Regions from separate parts of the Homo sapiens genome. Here region 1 is linked to region 2. A link is an interaction called in ENCODE POLR2A ChIA-PET data of the cell type or tissue named here. Cell type or tissue: CD4-positive, alpha-beta T cell. All regions are shown on one strand. Links, peaks and the distances in the headings refer to the core of each region. The heading gives the core; the rest is flanking DNA.

Region 1 (5,499 bases), core at 765-4,764, 960 kb after region 2:
GATTCTAGGGAAATGCCACACATTTTTTAGTGATGGCCAGGGACAGATTTGGAAGGCTATTGAGTTCATATGGGTGTTGTCTTGTATGGGATGTCCCATTCTTTGAAGCTTATAGGTTTTTGAAACCTTGGCTTAGTAATATACCTTCTACCAGAGTATAGGAGCTCTTTGAGTGTCTTCTATAAGCTCATGAAATTTTAAGACTTGTTAAATAATTTATTCCTTGGTGTTTTTTTTTTTTTTTTTTGAGATGGAGTTTCGCTCTTGTTGCCCAGGCTGGAGTGCAATGGTGCAACCTCGGCTCACCGCAACCTCCGCCTCCCGGGTTCAAGTGATTCTCCTGCCTCAGCCTCCTGAGTAGCTGGGATTACAGGCATGCACAGCCACACCCAGCTAATTTTGTATTTTTAGTAGAGACGGGGTTTCTCCGTGTTGGTCAGGCTGGTCTCGAACTCCCGACCTCAGGTGATCCGCCCGCCTCAGCCTCCCAAAGTGCTGGAATTACAGGCGTGAGCCACTGTGCCCAGCATTATTCCTAGTGTATTAAAGAACCAAATAGGCTCTGAGTTATTTTTTGGTGTTTATAGGGTATGATAAGTCTGTCACTAGATCTTTAGTGAGTAGTAAAGATCTGAAAGAGAGGTGATTTTCTGAAGTTAGAAAGTTGGCTCTTGTGACCAATGAGTGCCACCATTTAGAGGGGGTGGGGTAGTGTGGATGGGACTGTTAAGCAGGAGCTGTTAAGAAGCAGTTCTCTTCTTATGTTTGACCTCAGGTAGATATAGCTCTTGGTTAGTTTGTGGATTATCTTTGCCTTTAGGGTTTTCCTTGTTTACTAGCATTGTTGTAAACTAGCTGATTACCCAGTTTTTGAGGAAAGCAGCAGGAAGTAATAGCTTGGGGAACACCAGAAATCTTTACTTTTCTTACTCTGTGGCCTGCTTGCCAAATCTTGAAAGAGGTTTGCTGGGAAGAGGAGTCAGAAACTAAAAACTAAAATTAGGTTGGAGGGTTATCTTTGGATTTCGTTTATTCATTCTTCCGTTTGCAGAGATGTTTATGAGTAAGCTATATTGGCTTTCCCTTGAAATCAACCTTTTAGGATGCTTTGCGATTCCTTTTTGGAGATTGACTTAGAATTAGAGAGAGCCTTTTGGGCTACTGCTGAAAACAGCTATTTCGGGCAGCTATTAACATGTTGCATGAATGACGTGAAAAGTTAGTCTCATTTTTAAGATCACGGACTTGAGTTTTTCTTAAGATGGAGGATCATTTAAGCATATGGAAGGGAACTAATGTACTCTGGGATGTCTGGAAGAAAACTGTTGAAGTTTCAGTTGCTTGCAGTCTGGAGAAGCACTAGCCTACTCTATTTATTTTATTTTATTTATTTATTTTTTGAGACGAAGTCTTGCTCTGTCGCCCAGGCTGGAGTGCAGTGGCGCCATCTCGGCTCACTGCAAGCTCCACCTCCCGGGTTCATGCCATTCTCCTGCCTCAGCCTCCCGAGTAGCTGGGACTACAGGCGCCCGCCACCATGTCCGGCTAATTTTTTTGTATTTTTAGTAGAGACGGGGTTTCACCATGTTGGCCAGGATGGTCTCGATCTCCTGACCTTGTGATCCGCCCGCCTCGGCCTCCCAAAGTGCTGGGATTACAGGCTTGAGCCACCACACCCGGCCTACTCTAACTTTAGTCAAAGGTATCATCACATATTGGCCCATCTTGCTGACATAGTAAGTGATCTGCTTAATTAAACCTGTTGATAAAAACCGGATATTTGTTGACTCTGACCTAGCAGGAAATGGAAGAGAAGGGCTTATACAGGAAATACTTAATAATAGCTCAACTAGGGAAGGTATAAACTAGCAACTTCTTGGAAATTGGCCTGTTTTGCTTTCGAATGATAGTTCACTTCAGGCTAAGAAGTCTTATTTCTATCTCCAGCAGTAGCATGTAAGAGGAAGCTTGAGAGAGGACAGTAGGGTTGCAGTAGGGGGAATTCTTTTTTTTGAGACAGGGTCTCAGTCCATTGCCCGGTGTGATCTCGGTTCAAGCGATTCTCCTGTCTCAGCCTCCTGAGTAGCTGGGATTACAGGCGCCTGCTGCCACCATGCCCGGCTAATTTTTCTATTTTTAGTAGAGATGGGGTTTTGCCGTGTTGACCAGGCTGGCCTTGAACTCCTGACCTCAGATAATCCACCTGCGTCGGCCTCCTAAAGTGTTAGGATTATAGGCGTGAGCCACTGCACCTGGCCAAGTCCCCTGTTTTTCTATTACTTTGTGTTTAGCCCAAGGAACTCATAGTTTGGCAACATGAAGTACCCTGAATAATGTACAATGCTAAGTTATGTTTCGTGTGTGTGTGTATGTGTGTGTGTGTGTTCTGTTTTTTAGAGATATAGTCTCATTCTGTTGACCAGGCTAGAGTGCAGTGGCATGATCATAACTCACTGCAGCTTCGAACTCCTGGCTCATAGCCTCAAGTGATCCGCCCAAGCTTCCTGAGTAGCTGGGACTACAATCTCCCATCACCACACCTGGGTGGTTGTTTTGTTTCTTTTTAGTTAGTCTCGCACTGTGCCCAGGCTGGAGTGCAAATGATGCAGTCACAGCTCACCGCAGCCTCGACCTCCAGGGTTCGCTCAAGTGATCTTTCCACCTCGCCTCCCAAGTAGCTGGGACTACCGGCACAAACCACCACACCTGGCTAATTTTTCTTTCTTTTTTGAGATGGAGTCTTGCCCTGTTGCCCAGGCTGGAGTGCGGTGGTGCCGTGATCTCGGCTCACTGCAACCTCTGCCTCCTAGGTTCAAGCAATTCTCCTGCCTCAGCCTCCTAAGTAGCTGGGATTACAGGCGTGCGCCACCATGCCTGGCTAATTTTTTGTATCTTTAGTAGAGATGGGGTTTCACCATGTTGACCAGGCTGATCTCGAACTCCTGACCTCATGATCCACCCGCCTTGGCCTCCCAAAGTGCTGGGTTTACAGGCGTGAGCCACCGCGCCCAGCCTAGTTTTTTTTTGTAGAGACAGGGTCTTACTGTGTGGCCCAGGATGGTCTGTAACTCCTGGGCTCAAGCAATCCTCCTTCCTCGGCTTCCCAAAGTATTCGAATTACAGGTATGAGCCACTGGCCCAGCCCCTAGGTAACGTTTCTAAGTAAAGAAAAACATCTATGTTCTGTGGTCAGGGGCAGGGTAGTCTAGTAGAAAAGACTTAGGAATGAACCAAGTAGATCAGTCTTTAAAGTCATTAGACTTGGCAGATGTTAGTTAATGTCTCCCAAATTATTATTATTATTATTATTATTTATTATTTTTTTTTTGAGACGGAGTCTTGCTCAGTCGCCCAGGCTGGAGTGCAGTGGCGCGATCTCGGCTCACTGCAAGCTCCGCCTCCTGGGTTCACGCCATTCTCCTGCCTCAGCCTCCCGAGTAGCTGGGACTACAGGCGCCCACCACCACGCCCAGCTAATTTTTTTGTATTTTTAGTAGAGACAGGGTTTCCCCGTGTTAGCTAGGATGGTCTCAATCTCCTGACCTCATGATCCCCCCATCTCAGCCTCCCAAAGTGCTGGGATTACAGGCGTGAGCCACTGTGCCCGGCCCAGATTTTTTTATTGTAGCTAACTAATGCTCATTGAATTATGGGATGAGATAAGGCAGGGGAAGGAGGGCATTGTGACAAAGGGCCCATAGAAGATTTATGCCATTACACTAGGCTCTCACTTAACGTCTTTGGTAGGTTCTTGGAAACTTTGACTTTATGTATTATTATTATTATTATTACTTTGTTTTTTTTTTGAGACAGAGTCTCCGTCTGTCTCCCAGGCTATAATGCAGTAGTGCTGTCTCAGCTCACTGCAACCTCTGCCTCCCAGGTTCAAGCAGTTCTCTACCTCAGCCTCCGGAGTAGCTGGGATTCCAGGCATCTGCCACCACAGCTGGCTAATTTTTGTATTTTTGGTAGAGACAGGGTTTCACCATCTTGGCCAGGGTGGTCTTGAACTCCTGACCTCATGATCCGCCCACCTCCGCCTCCCAAAGTGCTGGGATTACAGGCGTGAGCCACTGTACCTGGCACATTATTATTTATTTTTTTAAGATGAAGTCTCACCCAGGCACGGTGGCTCACGCCTGTAGTCCTAGCACTTTGAGAGGCCGAGGCGGGCGGATCACGAGGTCAGGAGATCAAGACCATCCTGGCTAACATGGTGAAACCCCGTCTCTACTAAAAACGCAAAAATTAGCTGGGCGTGGTGGCATGTGCCTGTAGTCCCAGCTACTTGGGAGGCTGAGGCAGGAGAATGGTGTGAACCCAGGAGGCGGAGCTTGCAGTGAGCTGAGATCGCGCCACTGCACTCCAGCCTGGGAGACAGAGCGAGACTCCGTCTCAAAAAAAAAAGAAAAAAAAAGTCTTACTCTGTTGCCCAGGCTGGAGTGCCATGGCTCTATCTCAGCTCACTGCAACCTCCGCCTCCTGTGCTAAAGCAGTTCTCCTGTCTCAGCCTCCCGAGTAGCTGGGAGTACAGGTGCGCCCCACCACGTCCGTCTTATTTTTTTATGTTTTTGAGACAGAGTTTCACTCTTGCTGCCCAAGCTGGAGTGCAATGGCACGATTACAGCTTACCACAACCTCTGCCTCCCGGGTTCAAGTGATTCTCCTGCCTCAGCCTCCCAAGTAGCTGGGATTACAGGCATGTGCCACCCCACCTGGCTAATTTTGTATTATTAGTAGAGAGGGTTTCTCCATGTTGGTCAGACTGTTCTTGAACTCCCGACCTCAGGTGATTTGCCTCGGCCTCCCAAAGTGCTGGGATTACAGGTGTGAGCCACTGTACCAGGCTGTATTTTTTTTTTTTCTTTTTTTGGAGAGGAGTTTTCCTTTGTCACCAAGGCTGGAGTGCAGTGGTGCAATCTCAGCTCACTGCAACCTCTGCCTCCTGGGTTCAAGCAGTTCTTCTGCCTCACCCTCCTGAGTAGCTGGGACCACAGGCACACGCCATCATGCCTCCCAATCTCAAGCAGTCCTTCTGCCTTACCCTCCTGAGTAGCTGGGACTACAGGTGTGTGCCACCACGTCCAGCTAATTAAAAAAAAACAATTTTTTGTCAGTTGGGGAGTAGAGACATGGTCTTACTATACTGCCAACGCTGGTCTCAAACTCCTGGCCTCAAGTGATCCTCCCACCTCAGCCTCCCAAAGTGGTGGATTTACAGGAGTGAGCTACTGTGCCCAGCCAGAGTTCACTTTTTTTTTTTTTTTTTGAGACAGAGTTTTACTCTTGTTCCCCAGGCTGGAGTGCAATGGCGCGATCTCGGCTCACCACAACCTCCGCCTCCCGGTTTCAAGCAATTCTCCTACCTCAGCCTCCCAATTCTCCTACCTCAGCCTCCCAAGTAGCTGGGATTACAGGCATGCACCAGCATGCCCGGCTAATTTTTTTTTTGTATTTTTAGCAGAGATGGGGTTTCTCTGTGTTGGTCAGGCTGGTCTT
Region 2 (5,499 bases), core at 516-4,515:
TAGTAATTGACAACTCTTCTTCAAATGTTCATTCTCTCTCTCTCCTCATGGGGGGCAGGGCAGAGGCAGGGAAAGGTTTAGGACCTTCCATGATGAGCCTCCATGGCTAGAAATTGAATGGGAGCAGGATAGGCGCGCTGCTGAGCGCCCCTAGTTCTCACCAAGGCACTTTAGGTCAGAAGGAAACAGTCTCAGAGCAGGAGGGGGAATGCGATGGCAGTGATGACTTCAGGCCATGGGGTCATATAGGAGTGGGCAGGGAGACCCCCGGACATGGTGGGAGAGAAGGAGCAAAAGGAAGGAGGTGATGTGGTGCTATAGGTTGCTTTCCTGCTCCTTCCAGGAGAGACGTGGCTGGTGGTTCCTCATCCCACCTGCAGAGCTGAGGCTGCACCCAGCTGGGACCCAAACCGCCTCTCTTTGCTCCCCACCTTCCCCTCCGCTCCCAGTCACTTAGATTCCAATACAATTTCCAGCTAACCAGCATGTCGATAGAACAAGTCGGGCGGCCGGATTGCTGGCCAATTACAGGAAATCATTCTGCTCCACAGCTCAGCGCTCAGGAAGGGAGAGGGAGGGAGGGAATTCAAGGGAGCAGGCGCCCAGCTTACAGGCTGGGAACGGGCTTCAGGCAGAAGGCTGGGAGTGCTGCAGCCCCCCACCCCTGAGGGGTGGGGGGTGGGGGAGGCTCCTAGGGGCAGGCCAGCCCTAGGCTCATCCTCAGCCTCATGCGGAGCTCTGGATCCAACTTCTGTGTGATGGGGAGATTGGTGCCCCAAGCCACTAAGAGAGACAGAGCTGGGAGTTGAGTGTGGTTGAGGGTCCGGCAAGCGAGGCATCTTAGTGTCAAAAGGGATAGAAGCCGAGATAGCAGGACCACCCTCTCCCAGAGCCCTATGCACCAAGGAGTGGGCATCTGAGGGCCTGGAGGCTAGGGTCCACACAAGCAAGACCTGTGCTCTAACAGCCCGCTGTGGGCCACGGGGTACCTAGGAGGACAGGGGAAGGGGTCGACAGGGAGCGGGAAGGAAAGGGGCCACAGCCCACAGCTGAGTGAACTAGCAGCAGCCTCATCTGGTGAAGGAGTAAGTCTTCCACCCTGGAAGGTGGGGCACAGAAATGTGGGAAAGGCCAAGGGCCCCCTCCCTCACCTTCCTAGCTCCTCTGCCTCAGCTCCTGCCTCTGGCCCTCAAGAAAATTTCACTCAGATGAAAGGACCCCAGCTCCCCTCCTCTTTCCTTGGATCTGAATCTACCTCTGCCTTCTATGCCGACCTGGATGCCTCTTTGCCAGCCCCACCTCCTCCCATCACATCTCTCCCAGAACTGTTCCTGTGCCCCAGGCTGCCCTACCCGGCTGACCAGAGATGCTCTGCCTGTCGCACAGTGGTGAGCTCTTCTTCCCAGCCCTTCCCCTCTACCCTCAAAGGACTGGAAGATTCTTGAGGAAGAGAAACTTCCCTGTGGGCTAACTTCACCCAGTGAATGACTATTGTTGCTGTTTGTCTTGAACCCCAAAAAAGGCAACTGTGACCCAATGATCTCCTCCTCTGCTCCAAGCTGTGGCCACCTCCCAGGACCCCTCTCCAAACCCCCAGGATCTCACTACTCTTCTCCCAATTCCAAGCCCTCCCCTTCAGACCCCTCCAAGGTTGGGTCCTGGGATGGATTCACTGGCAGCTCTTTTGCCAACCCAAGAGTAAAGGGGTGGACAGACATGGAAGAGGAGACTGGCTTTGGAGCCCAGTGCACCCAGCACCCAGTGGCGCTCAGGAAAGACCTGAGTGATTGCACCGAACAACAAGGTCATCTTCAAAGTTTGTTTGGAGAGGTGCATAGGGAGAACAGGGTCAGCGCCCCGCGACGTCTCCTTCCCCGGGTTTTCTAGCCTAGTACACAGGCTCACACTCCGCGGTGGAGGTGTTGGGGTTGGCCCTGTGTGTGACCCCCGCTTGGCACACGGTGGCCACCCCTCCGCTCAGCTGAGCTGAGCTAAAGCCGCGGCTCCCGGGCTCCTAGCACCGCCTCCGCCATCCCACCCTCGGGCGCTGCCTCCCGCGGGCCGGGCGCCCGGTGCTCGGCGATCCGGAAGAGGGCGCCCGCCCGGCCCACGTCCGCCGTGTCCCCGCCCGGCGCGCCGCGCTCGCCAGCCCGCGGGCTCCGCGCCATCGATCGGGCCGCAGGGACCCGGGTGAGCCGCCTCCCCACCCCTCGCTTTTCGCTTTTAATTGAAGTTTGTTTGAGCAGAGCGCGGAGCGGGCAAAGGCAGAAACCAAATATTTAGTTGCTGCAAATTGGCACCTCCAGATCAATTACCCGGCCAGTGTCAGGGCCCTCGCCGCCCCCCGCGCCCCGCAGAATCTCAATGCCACGCTGCCCCCGCCCGGGCCGCCCGCGCCGCCCTCGCCGCCCTCGCCGCCCTCCTCCATTACACTGCACGTTTTTCATCAGCTCCAGCCAGACATCACCCGTGGCCGCGAGGGAACAGATTTTCAATGGGAAAAGTTCCCCGGGAGGGTCCTTGTTGCTGATTCCCGCCGCGCCCTGCGCTGTCTGGCCCCTGCCCCCACCTGGCTTGTCTGACGGAGACAGCAGATGGGTGGAGCGAGCTCAAAGCAAGGACTTGGGGTCAGGAAGACCAGGCCCCGTCATAGGAACTCCCCTTACCCGCTGGGTGACCTTGGGGAAGTTACTTATGCTCCCTGAGCCTCGGAGTCCCCCATAACATGGGGGCTCAACCTTCACCTTGTGGGGTCAACAGCATGGAGGGACAGCACCCTGCCCAGGGCTGGCACACAGTGACTTTCCACAGATATTAGTTCTCACCCTGCTAGGGGTTAAAACAGGCTCTAGAATGAAATGAGAGACAGTGAGTTCGAGGCGACTCAACCAAGCCACTGAAAAATACCAAAGGGAAAGCAGCAGACAGCCAGCATCCCCAGAGTCTCTGGCAGGGGCTGGACAGGCCCCAGGACCCTGGTCAAGCTCCATCAGGGAAAGTCCTGACCCCCAGCCCAAGTGCATCTGGGCACAACCAAAAGAGAAGCCGCTTTTCCAGTACCAGGGGTGGAGAATGAGAGAGCCATGATCCCAAGGCCACAGCCAGGCAAGGAGGCCGGAGGGATCTGAAAAAGGTCACCAAGGGCTCCTGACCCTTGCCAAGCTGAGTACCAGGAGGCCAGCCTTGTGGCAGGGGGGAATCAGGACAGCTGGGCTGTAGTTGAGGCTTTGCCTTCTCCTGGCTACATGTTGCTAGTCAAGTACTTAACTTCAATTTTCCCATGTGTAAAATGCGGCTGACACCCTCTACCTCCCAGAGCATTTGTGAGGAGCAAATGAAGTATGGGAGAGGGGAGGAAACTCACAACCAGCATGAAGAAGATGGGGCCAAGTTTGTGTGGGAGTCTCCTTTCCCATGCTCAACACTGCTCCCATCCCAAGAGCCCCTGAGGGAACTGGAGTCAAATGCCTAGCCTGGCATTTTTAACTGTCTGCTCTGCCAGAGTGACAGGGCCTCTGGGTGGGAGGAGAGGTTAGGGGAAGACTGTGAGCCTCAGGCTTAGTGCTTTGAGAGCCCTTTTTAAAGAATGAGGCTCCTCCTCTGCCAGCACTACCCCCCAGCTGTCCCGCCCCCAGGGTCTCAGTGCAAGAGTCAGCCCCACCTGGAGGAAAGTTATTTTCCCATCAAATCCTGAATCCAGGTGGAAAGGCAAGGTTGATATGGAATCCAGAGCCTCAGTTCCCTGCCAATGGGAAGCAAACTCACTCCTTGATTTTCCCATCTGTGAAATGGGACCACAGCCAGTAATTATGAGGTGCTATTTGAACTGGTGGGTAATCTCTTTTATTATTATTTATTTATTTATGTATTTATTTTGAGGCAGAGTCTTGCCCTGTCACCAGGCTGGAGTGCAGTGGTGCGATCTCGGCTCACTGCAACCTCTGCCTCCTGGGTTCAAGCGATTCCCCTGCCTCAGCCTCCAGAATAGCTGGGACTACAGGTGTGCGCCACCACGCCCGGCTAATTTTTTGTATTTTAGTAGAAACGGGGTTTCACCATGTTGGCCAAGATAGTCTTGATCTCCTGACCTCGTGATCTGCCCGCCTTGACCTCCCAAAATGCTGGGATTACAGGTGTGAGCCACTGTGCCCGGCCTTTTATTATTTTTTTAATTTTTTTAGAGACAGGGTTTCACTCTAGCCCAAATGAGAGTGCAGCAGAGCCATCATAGCTCACTGTAACCTTGAACTTCTAGGCCCAGGTGACTCTCCCGAATAGCTAGGATTACAGATGTGCACCACCATGCGTGGCTAATTTTTTTCTTTTTTTTTTTTTTTTAGAGACAGGGTCTTACCATGTTGCCCAGGCTGGTTTCAAACTCCTGGCCTCAAGTGATGCTCCCGCCTCGACCTCCCAAAATGCTGGGATTGCAGGCATGAGTCACCACACCCAGCCTGGGGTGACCTCTAGAGGCTGCTGAATCCATTGCCCTGCCTTCTACACTCACTCTTACCCACTCCACCCCTACCTGCAATAGGATTATCTCTGCTGGCGAAACAACCAGCCTCTTTGGAGATGGCAGCCCACCATTTGTCAAGCCAGGAAGACCTTCTGACAGTCTACCTTAAATCTCTCTTTGGTACCCTCAGGGAAAATTGAAACAACGAACAGCAAAAAGATAAATGCATATGGATAGGCAATGCCACACTATTTTTTTAAAATACCCGCAAAGAGGGTGGGAGAGCGGGAATTACCTTCAGACACAATGCTCTTTACACTAAACATCTTGGCGAAAAATATGGCTGTGTAATTCTTTTTTCTCCTTGGCAAAGAGAAAGGCTGAGGCTGGGCAGAAAGGCAGAGGGACCCGAAAATATAAATCAATATGTGACTTTAATATATGTGCTTTCGGTGTCTGTGTGTGCTGGGGGATTATTAGTAACCTTGATTCCAGCTCAGTGTCCATGCGAGGCAGGGAGATGTGCGGCCCCCAGGGAGGAGAAGAGAAATTAGGAAGCCAAATTCTTCTCCTGATTGACACCTGGGTAAACATTATCCTGGCAGAAAGGGAAGAAAAAAAGATCAATGCTGGGTATTTTTATCACGTTCCAGGGACAGACGGGGGGGAAATTAAAGAAACAGTCCCCTAGAATCACTGAATATGCCCATCTTCAAGGAGTAGCTAGATAAGGCGGAACCCAGGTGGAGGAGTATGGGTGGGAGAGAAATGGGCATGTCCCAGGGAGCAGTGGCCATTGCTTCTTCTACCCTGATGTATGTGAGTGGCAGCAGGTACAAAGGAGCCATGGCTTTAGTTGCAGGGTGAAGGCAGCAGCTTTGACGGGGAATCGTAGGCCAGAGTCTAACTCAAATCAGACTTCGGCTTCAACAGAGGCCCAAGAGGCATTTGTCTTAATGGGATTTGTCAGGGGGCTGTTTCTAGTGGAAGATTCCTGGAGTGTGGGAAGGGGGCAGTGGCTGCAGGAGGGGCTGGGTGTA

What was found. ChIA-PET counts read pairs that join two places held together with the same protein. Peaks named below come from ENCODE experiments on the same cell type or tissue, not always from the same donor. Only the 100,000 strongest peaks of a DNase experiment are listed, where the experiment ranks them.
Region 1: POLR2A ChIA-PET joins it to region 2 with 5 read pairs; 3 of 35 experiments call an interaction of 5 or more read pairs at or near these places.

The regions. Positions count from the first base shown.
Region 1 is chr17:44,056,066-44,061,564 of GRCh38, reverse strand. All of the region lies in intron 2 of LSM12 (LSM12 homolog), which reads left to right. Among named protein-coding and RNA genes, the nearest start is that of LSM12, 7.9 kb to the left of the region's middle. In CD4-positive, alpha-beta T cell, for the core only: no CTCF peak of the experiment used is centred there; no DNase peak of the experiment used is centred there.
Region 2 is chr17:45,016,000-45,021,498 of GRCh38, reverse strand. No RefSeq gene overlaps it. Among named protein-coding and RNA genes, the nearest start is that of DCAKD, 33 kb to the left of the region's middle. RefSeq lists silencers at 1,948-2,127, 1,984-2,233 and an enhancer at 2,744-2,873. In CD4-positive, alpha-beta T cell, for the core only: no CTCF peak of the experiment used is centred there; DNase peaks (open chromatin) are centred at 2,098 and 2,618; H3K4me3 peaks cover 858 bases; H3K27me3 peaks cover 2,487 bases.